2 separate regions of the Homo sapiens genome follow, and region 1 is linked to region 2. The links are chromatin loops, found by intact Hi-C in ENCODE. Cell type or tissue: GM12878. All regions are shown on one strand. Links, peaks and the distances in the headings refer to the core of each region. The heading gives the core; the rest is flanking DNA.

Region 1 (5,392 bases), core at 317-5,316, 110 kb after region 2:
GAGTTAGCAAGGTGGCAGAGTTCAAGATTAATATACACAAATCAAGGGTATTTTTATATAAAACAATCAGAAATTGAAATTTTAAAAATGTTATTTCCAATACCATTAACAAATATAAAATTGTTAGCCATAAACCAAATAAAACATGTGGAAGACTTGTACATTGAAAACTGCAAAACATTGCTGAGAGAAATTAAAGAAGACCTAACTAAATGGAACATGTACCATGTTCATGGACAGGAAGACTTGAAGTTGTTAAGATGTCAATTCTCCCAAGTTGAGTTATAGATCAATTGAATATCAATCAAAATTCCAGAAGGCTTTTAAAAGTGAAAATCAATAATTGAACTTTAAGTTTTATATGGAAAAAATGAAGGACCTAGAATAGTGAAAATAACTTTGCAAAAGAAGAATAAAGTTGGAGGACTTACTTATCTGATTTCAAGGCTAAATATAAAGCTATATTAAAACAGTATGGTATTGCCATACATATAGACAAATAGATCAATGAAACACAATAGAGATTCCAGAAATAGACTCACATATATATGGCCAATAGATTCTTGACAAAGTACAAAGACAATTCAATGGAGAAAGTATTGTCTTTTCAACAAATGATGCTGAATCCCCAAAAAAGTGAACTTTGATTCGTACCTCACAGCATATACAAACTTTAATTCAAAGGAATTCATAGACCTTAAACTATAACATTTTTAGAAGAAAATAGAGCAGAAATCTTTGTGACCTTGGATACAACATAAAAAGCATAATTCATAAGAGAACAAATTGATAATATGCATTTCATCAAAATTAAAAACTTCCACTCTTCAAAATACACTGTTAAGAGAATGAAAAGACATAGATCAAGAGGACGTATTTTTAAATCACGTATCTGTAAAGGACTTCTATGCAGAACATATAAAACCCTTGAACCTCAATAATAAAATGCAAACATGCAATAAAAAGAGGAACGAAAGATTTGAACAGACACTTCACCAACAGAAATATTGATGGCAAACAAGATCAGGAAAAGATGCTTAATATCATTATTCAATAAAGAGATGCAAATTGAAACTACAAGTTGATACCACTACACACCTGCTAGAAGGTGTAAAATTAAACAGACTGATATACCAAGTGATGGCAAGGATGTAGAGAAATTAGAAACCTCCTACACTGCTCATGGGAAGGTAAAAATGGCACAACCACTTTGGAAAACAGTTTGGCAGTTTATTAAATAGCTAAATACACCTACCATATGATCCAGCCATTCCACTCCTAGAGAGAGAAAAGCATATGTCTATATAAAGGTTTGTATGCAAATGTTTATAACAGCTTTATTTGTAATAACCAAAAGCTGGAACCAATCCAAATGTTCATCAACTCCTGAATGCATTAACAAATTGCGTTTACTGATAAAATTGAAGACTCTTCAGCCATAGAAAGAAATGGGTTGTTGATACTGCCAAAAACATGGATGAATCTTAAAATAACTTCGCTGAAGCAAAGAAGCCAGAGCTCACAAAAGTATGAGGACATACACTATGCTTCCAGGTATATAAAATTATAGAAAATGCAAACTAACCTATGATAACTGAAAGTATGTCAGTGGTTGCCTGGGGACAGGCTGAGGGTGGAGAAGTGGAGGGAAGGATTACAAAGGGCACAAGGAGAGACTAGGGTGATGAATATGTTTATTATCTTTTTTTTTTTTTTTCCCCGAGACGGAGTCTTGCTCTGTCACGTAGGCTAGAGTGCAGTGGCGCAATCTCGGCTCACTGCAACCTTTGCCTCCCGGGTTCAAGCGATTCTCCTGCCTCAGCCTCCCGAGTAGCTGGGATTACAGGCGTGTGCCACCACGCCTGGCTAATTTTTGTATTTTTAGTAAAGGCGGGGTTTCACCATGTTGGCCAGGCTGGTCTCCAACTCCTGACCTCATGATCCACCCGCCTTCACCTCCCAAAGTGCTGGGATTACAGGCGTGAGCCACTGAGCCTGGCCGATCTGTTTATTATCTTAACTGTAGTGATGGTTTCACAAGCATAAACACACATCAAATTTTGCACTTTCAATATGCGCGGTTTAGTGTATGTCAATCATCCCTCAATAACACTGTTAAAAAAAGAAACATTAAAATTAAATTGTAAATTATCAAAGAAAAAAACACTAAAAGCACTTTTAAAAAGGCATAACTGTAAAGGGACTCTGATTAGATTGAGAGCAAACTTCACAACTGCAGCAATCACGACCACACACAGTGGAACAGTATATTCCAAGTGCTGATGAAAATAATCATCAAAATGGAATCTACCCTGCTGAACAGTGTTCAAGAGATAGTATAAAATGAATGCTTTTTAAAATTATTTATTTTTAGGGCGGGGCTGCCAAGGGAGGAGGAAGATGGCGGCGGGGGCGAGGTGAGGTGTTGGCAGTGGAAAGGGGTTCGGGCTTAGGGGGCGGGGGGACGCGGAGCGATGCCCGCGCCGGCGCAGGGGCGGATAAAAAGCCGTAGCGCCACGGGAGTGGGCGGGAGGGAGAGGGGGTACCCGAGGGCCACAAGAGTATGACGGGGCTGTAAGAGCTGGTGTGGCGGGTGCTGCCCCCCTGCTCTGTCTGCACCGCAAGCTCACCTCCTGGCTCCGCGTTCGGTTCGGCACTTGGAACTGGATCTGGCGACTGTGCCGGCGCGCCGCCTCTGCCGCGGTCCTAGCGCCGCTCGGCTTCACGCTCCGCAAGTCCCAGGCGTCTGCAGGAACCGCCATCACCACCCGCACCCGCGCCGGGGGTCGTGCCTGCCCGCAGCCCACCACCAGGTGCGCTGGCGCGCGGACGGCCCTTCCCTGGAGAAGCTGCCTGTGCACATGGGCCTGGTGATCACCGAGGTGGAGCAGGAACCCAGCTTCTCGGACATCGAGAGCCTCGTGGTGTGGTGTATGGCCGTGGGCATCTCCTACATTAGCGTCTACGACCACCAAGGTATTTTCAAAAGAAATAATTCCAGATTGATGGATGGAATTTTAAAACAACAGCAAGAACTTCTGGGCCTAGATTGTTCAAAATGCTCACCAGAGTTTGCAAATAGTAATGACAAAGATGATCAAGTTTTAAATTGCCATTTGGCAGTGAAGGTGCTATTGCCGGAAGATGGAAAAGCAGATATTGTGAGAGCCGCTCAGGACTTTTGCCAGTGAGTAGCCCAGAAGCAAAGGAGACCCACAGATGTGGATGTAGATATGTTAGTTTACTCAGTTCAAATGGTTGTCCTGATCCTGATTTAGTACTGAAGTTCGGTCCTGTGGACAGCACACGAGGCTTTCTTCTCTGGCACATCAGATTGACTGAGATTGTCTCTTTGCCTTCCCATGTAAACATCAGTTATGGGGACTTTTTCTCTGCCCTTCGTCATTATGCAGCCTGTGAACAGCGTCTGGGAAAGTGGTGGTCATTGGTTGCATAATTTGATCTGAGGCTTATGGAGGAAAGGACCCAAGTGACTCTGATGTTTAGAAAGCACCTATGAAACCCTGTACACACCTAGTTCATAATCCTCATAATTTATCAACAAACACAAAGAAGTGTCTTACTTGAGAGTGAGTGTGTGCGTGTGTGCGTGCACACATGTGCACGTTTGTATGTGTGGAAATAAACATAAATGGGGACGTGTTGGAGAAGGAAATACATAGACCTACAACTTTGAGCATATAGCAGTGATGTTTTAGGAACTGAAATGTCACACTTAATAAAGTCTTCAGCCCAGCTACTTCCCTGTTTTCGTGGGGAGAAGGGGGCCTGATTAGAACTGTTCTGGTTGTGTTTGGCGGGAGGGGAATAAATTTTGTTCAGTCCTTCTTAGTGACCAAACTTTAATTTTTAGGAATAACATATTGACTTACTGAACTGAAGCATTCTGAGTTGAAAGGAGCCCCAGAGGAAAGGAGTTCTGTGTTGCTCACATGTTAAAAGCTTGCTCACCTTCAGAGCAGAGGGAATACCTATCTTCAGATATCCGCCCATTTTCATCTCTTCATTATAGTCAAACAGTGTGACTTGAGAGTGTTGCTCTGGTGTCTGTATTCTGGCTTATGAAGATTATTTGAAAAAGAACTCTTACTACATTGAAATGCAGACTTTTAAAAATTTAAATATTGGATTAGGCAGTCAAAAAACCAAACAAGCATAAAAGGTCAGTAAGTTGTAATCTTAAAAGTAAAGGTGGAAAACTCATTATAAATGGAAGAAAAGTTTTGATTTCCTTTTTTGTTTGATGGGCAGTATGCCATATTATATCCAAAGTTGGTTTAAAAAATACTTCCATCAACTATTTTTATTTAAAATAAACATTTGAGGGAAGTTACCAAGGCAGCTTTTTTCCTCAAAAGTAACCTGTTCCTCTTTGGAACAGCACATTTTAGGGGCATGGTTAATACCTGAGATTTTTACTCAGTAAACCTGATGGTTACCGTGTGTAAAATATCTTTAAGTAGGATTGAAGGCCTCTGTGGGGAATATAATGTTACCAAAGCCTATAAAAATAAATTTTACATGTTCTTTTTTATGACAGAGAGCAGCACTGGTTCTGTTATTTTTTAAAATGAATAACTGATTTCTTGACAGGTGTTTAGTATTTCTTCCCTCACTGCTGATTCTTGGATAGAAACCATTCTTTGTATTTGATAGACTGTTTTCAGAAAACTCTTATCAACAAGTGTACAATAGTTATCTAAAACTGTACATTTAGAATGGAGCAGTTTAATACTAGATCTCAGAAATTTGAAAAATAGCAAAGAAGAGTGGATTTGGAAAGCATGGTCTACAATTGCTTGTCAATTCTGAAGCTATGAAGAATAAATGTTTCAGCTTTGGATTATGAAACCCCGTTTATGATTTTTAAAACACACTTGAAATAAAAATGATTGAACTAAATTTTGGTCCGGTGACATCATTTTGCACTGCATAGCCCATTATACATTGTAAGTCTTTTTGTTTTAATTTATTACTGAGAGTTTTCTGTGAAGCTACAGCATATCTAATCAGAGAATTTCTGATTTGTTTCCTTATACTGTGATTATGTTATATTAAGGCATTTGTAGTGCAGCTTAAGACTGAATTTATGCTTTTTGTAAACATGATCGGTGTAAATGTCTTATAAACATTCTGGAGTATGTATAACTTTAATGAATGAAATTTAATGGACCTGATTAAAATAAAGGGATTTAATCTTTGTTAAAGTGAAGTTAGTGGAATAAATTACCTACTGGAATATAGTCCAAGTCACTAAAGGTTTAATATTTGCATTTTTGTGCTTTTATTTTCTCCTTCCATTCATAATTATATACTTGAAAGTACATCTGTAGCCTATGACTTGAGTCTCTTGAACTTCTAGGAAGAGGCA
Region 2 (5,392 bases), core at 212-5,211:
AAAAATGTCATGAGGACATGTCATGAAATGAACTTCTGAAGGATGTATTCCAGAAAGAACAAAATCACACCGAGAAAAATTACACAAATTTCAAAACTGAAAGTAAGCAAGATTCTGGGAAACAGGAAGGTCAATCTCGACAAACACAATTTTCATCAAAAGAGAAGAATGTCCAAGAAAAGGTGACTAAAAAAGTAAGTGCAATGGGAAAAAGATCTGAACAGACACCTCCCCAAAGAAGATAGACTGATGGCAAACAGGCATAAACCCATGAAAAGATGCTCAACATCATGTGTTATTAGGGAATTGTAAATTAACACAACAATGAGATACCACAACACACATACTACAATAACTAAAATCCAAAATACTGACAACACCAAATGCTGGTGAAGGTGTGGAACAACAGGAACTCTCATTCATTGCTGGTGGGAATGCAAAATGGTTCGGTTCCCTTTTATTTGACATGGATACCACCATGAACACCTGAATGCTACCTGTGGTAGCACTGAAGCCTTCGTGCCGTATGTTTTTTCCTGTACAGCAACGGGCAGGTAGCATATACAGTATAGATCCACCACACAAAGGGATGATCACATTGCAAACAGAATGGAGTAGGGTGACATGAGGAACAAGATGTTTAAGGGATAGATAAAGAGATAGATAAGTAGATACAAATATAGACTGTGAAATGATTGTCAAGCTAATTAACACTTCATCTACTTTTTTTTTTGTAGTAAGAACATTTAAAATCTATTCTTTTAGATTTCTCAAAGAACTTAAAACAGAGCTACCATTCAATCCAGGATTCCCACTACTGGGTATATATCCAAAAGAAAATAAATTGTTCTACCCAAAAGACACAGGCTCTCATATGTTCATCACAGACATGTTCATTGCAGCACTATTCACAATAGCAAAATCATGGAATCAACCTAGGTGTCCATCGAGGGTGGATTTAATAAAGAAAATGTGGTACAAATACACCATGGAATACTACACAGCCACAAAAAAGAATGAAATCATGTTTTTTGCAGCAACATAGATGCAGCTGGAGGGCACTATCCTAAGCTGATTAAGGTAGGAACAGAAAAGCAAGTACCACACGTTCTTACTTAGAGGTGGAAGCTAAACATTTGGTACTGGCAGATGTAAAGTGTTCAGCAATGGACACTGGAGGCTGCTGCTGGTGGAGGAGGCAAAAGAGGGGAAGAGTTGAATAATTAACTGTTGGGTACTATGCTCACTACCTGGGTGACAGGATCAATAATACCCCAAACCTTAATATCACACAATATGCCCATATAACAAACCTGCACATGTACCCCTGAATCTAAAATAAAAGTTGAAATTATTAAAACATCTTCTCTTTAAGCAATTTTGAAATATGCAAACATTATTATTAACTATAGTCACCAGGATGTGCAATACATCACTGAAACTTAACCTTCCTGTTCAACTTAAACTTTATATCATTTGGCTGACATCTCTTTTTTCCCCATCCACAACCTCCCCTACTCCAGCCCCTGGTAATCACCATTCTACTCTGATTCTATGAGTTCAACGGTTTTAGATTCCACATATAAATGAGACCATGTGGTATCTGTCTGTCTTTGGCTGGCTTATTTCACTTACCATAATGGTTTCCAGTTTCATTCATGTTGTTGCAAATGACAAAATTACCTTCTTTTTAAAGTCTGAATACCATTGCATTGTGTGTACCACATTTTCTTTACCCATTCATCCAATAATGGACACTTTTTTTCCTATCTTGGCTATTGTGCTATGAACATGGCAGTACAAATATTTCTTTGACATACTAATTTCAATTTCTTTGGATATATACCCAGCAGTGAGATTGCTGGATCATATGGTGGTTCTATTTTTAATTTTTTGAGGAACTGCCACACTGTTTTCCATAATGACTGTACTAATTTAAATTCCCACTGACAGTGTACTTTGGTTCTTTTCTCCATATACTTGGCAACACTTGCTATGTTTTGTCTTTTTGACAATAGCCAATCTAACAAGTATGAGGTGTGAGTTAATATCTCACAGTGGGTTTTATCTGCAGCTGCCTGATGATTCACGATGGGCATTTTTTCATATATCTGTTGGCTATTTGTGTGTCTTCTTTTGAGAAATGTCTGTTCATGTCCTTTGCCCCTTTTTTGATCAAGTTGTGTTTTTGCTATTGAGTTGTTTGAGCTCCTGAAATTCTTTTATGAGCTTAAAATTTGTATGGTTGGGCATGGGGGCTGTGGAGCTAGGATTGCTTTGCAATCATCTGTCCAATGTTCTCATGCTTTTCCTAGATGTGTTCCTCATTGAGTAACCAGCCACGCACACACCATTTCCCTCCCAGATGATGACCAAATTCAGGAATGGCCGTAGCCCCAGCTTCCGCATTTTAGTTCCCAATGGTTTCACTTCCTCAGCTTCTGCCCATGGATGCCCTGCCTCCTAATATTTACACACGTCATAGGGCACAGAAGTATGGACAGAAGTCTAGCTCTAATTCCAAGATAGAACTGGATTTCCCATACATTCTCAGTTTATACATGTATGCTGGACTCTAATAATGAGGTTATGCTTAACGAAATACAACCAAATTACAGGCAAATACTGTTGAATGAAAGAGTCTTTTAAAATCATTATTTATAGCATGTCTTACCTCTGGAAGTTAGCTGGTCTTTTTTCTGTTTTTTCAAGCAGATACAAAGATGTTGCCACCAGAGAGCACCATGGTACTGCCTTAATCTTTATATGTCACTTTTTCATTAATCCCTCATTTCAGGGGTGACAAATAATAGCGACGATAATTTAAGCCAAATTTGGAAAATTCTTTCATTCTATTTCTGAATTTAAAAATCAATTATGAAAACATTTTAAAATTGTGTTTTTAAACATCCTAACATAAAAATTTTTAAACAGTTTTGCTAAAAATTGATTCTGGTGATTCAATGTTAATTATGTTTTACATAGGTAAGTTCATATGCCATCTATTTGCTGATTCTCATGAGATGTTTGTGCTAATAATTTGTGGGTTTTGTTACTTTAAGTTAGGTTTAGTGTAAAAGTCTAGGTTCATCCTATTTATGAATCTTGAGAATTGCTGATGTGTCTTTGAATATTGTTTCAGAATTATGCCATTCTTTTACTGAATACACATTTATGCCTATCTTTCCCCTTTCCTCATCTGCGACTCAGTAAATAATATCTAAGGGTACCTTCAGATCTAATTGTCTATTATTTTACACCAACATCTTCAGAATGCACTAGCCAGAAAATACTGCTTCAGTGATACAAAACATGAACAATGTCTGTGTGAGTGAAATTGGACTGTGCAATTATGTTCTCTTTTATAACCCTGATGATGTTTCTAAAATAAAGCTTGTATGCTCAGACTCCCCAAAGGAGTAAACATACTAGAGTTTCTTCATCCTTTGAATGATCATAATTAGATAAAATAGGCACCAGTGTTTCCATTGTGTGATATATGCTTCATACTCCATTTTCTGAAGTGCCTGACAATACAAAATTGTGTCTGTATGATCAAACTTTGTGTTTGGTCAAGTATGGTATTACCAGTGTGCTTATCAAGCTTAATCAGAAGGCATTACCTGAATAACGTTTTATGATATGTAAAAAATACAGTCTCATATGATAAATATAAGCTACCCCTCAAGACATACAAAATAATTCACTGCTAGTTTTGAAAGCTATGACTTCAAATTAAAATGTGTAGAAAATACTCCTTATTACAGCTCTTCCTGTACTGGCTCTAAAGAAATAATCCAATAATCTATTGATTATTTTCCTCATAGACATTCCTTTAACAATGTAAAGCTTCTGTATTTGGGTTTTGTTTCTGGTAGGGGGAGCAAAATTGTGAAAGGGACACAAGAAAATGTCAATAGTTTATATGAAAGAAATGCAAATTTTATGATTTAAAATAACAGAAGACATGCTATCACGGGGAAGGGGGCATCTGTCACTATAGCTCTAAAATTATATGTCTCTGATGTTCAGTTAAATGGAATATTTGTGCTTCAGGAAACTTTAATTTGGGTTAAACCTGTGGCCATATTATCAATATATATGAGCCTTCCTTATTGGCTTCTGGTGGTGATTAAATGAGAAAGGTAAGGGATAAAGTTCTCTCCAGATTCATTTAAACGACTGTCTCAAAAACTGCTCTCCAGAGCACTACTCCAGGAAGAGATCAGGGCGTTTTCCACAGAAAAAAAACTGATTTGGTGATCAGAAAAGTATAGAAAAGCCCACTTAACATATCTCCTTCCTAAAGATTCACAATGAACATTATTATTTAAGAGCTTTTTGAAGTGCAAATCCATGAGCTTTTTAACCCTGAGCAATTGCTACCAAGCTAACTCTGAAATTTACTGCTTTTAGTCAAAATACACTCTTCAGCTAATGCTTTCTTCCAGCTGGCTGTCTTCTTGCCTGCCCTGTGTCGTAAAATGGGGGTCCCTTACTGCATTATCAAGGGGAAGGCAAGACTGGAATATCTAGTCCACAGGAAGACCTACACCACTGTCACCTTCACACAAGTGAAGTCAGAAGACAAAGGCGCTTTGGCTAAGCTGGTGGAAGCCATCAGGACCAATTACAACGACAGATACTGTGAGATCCGCCGTCACTGAGGCAGCAATGTCCTGGGTCCCAAGTCTGTGGCTCGTATCGCCAAGCTCAAAAAGGCAAAGGCTAAAGAACTTGCCAGTAAACTGGGTTAAATGTACACTGTCGAGTTTTCTGTACATAAAAATAATTAAAATACAAATTTTCCTTCAAAACAAAGCAACAAAAACAAAAAAAAGAGCTTTGAGAAATTCTGGAATAAAGAGACATGATGGAAATTTTTTAATACACTGTTGCCAATCTGTAAGACCATAAAGGCTGGGCACGGTGGCTCAGGACTGTAATCCCAGCACTTTGAGAAGCCGAGGCAGGCAGATCATGAGGTCAGAAGATCAAGACCTTCCTGGCCAACATGGTGAAATCCCGTCTTGACTAAAAATACAAAAATTAGCTGGGCATGGTGGCACGCACCTGTAGTCCCAGCTACTCAGGAGGCTGAGGCAGGAGAATCACTTGAACCCAGGAGGCGAAGGTTGCAGTGAGCCGAGATTGCACCACTGCACTCCAGCCTGGCGACAGAGGGAGACTCCGTGTCAGACACTGGAAGACTCCGTCTCAAAAGAAAAAAAGACGGACGGGCGCTGTGGCTCACGTCTGTAATCCCAGCACTTTGGGAGGCTGAGGCAGGCAAGATCACCTGAGGTCAGGAGTTCACGACCAGCCTAGCCAACGTGGTGAAACCCCATCTCTACTAAAAATACAAAAAATTAGCCGGGTTTGGTGGCACACA

The links. Hi-C counts contacts between places; a loop is a spot of excess contacts. Peaks named below come from ENCODE experiments on the same cell type or tissue, not always from the same donor. Only the 100,000 strongest peaks of a DNase experiment are listed, where the experiment ranks them.
Region 1: a loop joins it to region 2, with 4 times the contacts of the local background. A loop is called at or near these places in 1 of 110 quality-filtered maps.

The regions. Positions count from the first base shown.
Region 1 is chr13:22,913,088-22,918,479 of GRCh38, forward strand. It overlaps LINC00621 (long intergenic non-protein coding RNA 621), which reads right to left and starts at 3,282. Exons shown (of 3, transcript NR_138043.1): 1 at 2,631-3,282. It also overlaps the pseudogene NUS1P2. RefSeq lists an enhancer at 2,089-3,002. In GM12878, for the core only: no CTCF peak of the experiment used is centred there; a DNase peak (open chromatin) is centred at 2,515; H3K4me3 peaks cover 869 bases.
Region 2 is chr13:22,798,845-22,804,236 of GRCh38, forward strand. It overlaps the pseudogene LOC124903254 and the pseudogene RPL7AP73. Among named protein-coding and RNA genes, the nearest start is that of LINC00621, 110 kb to the right of the region's middle. In GM12878, for the core only: a CTCF peak has its summit at 2,740 (motif pointing right); a DNase peak (open chromatin) is centred at 2,389.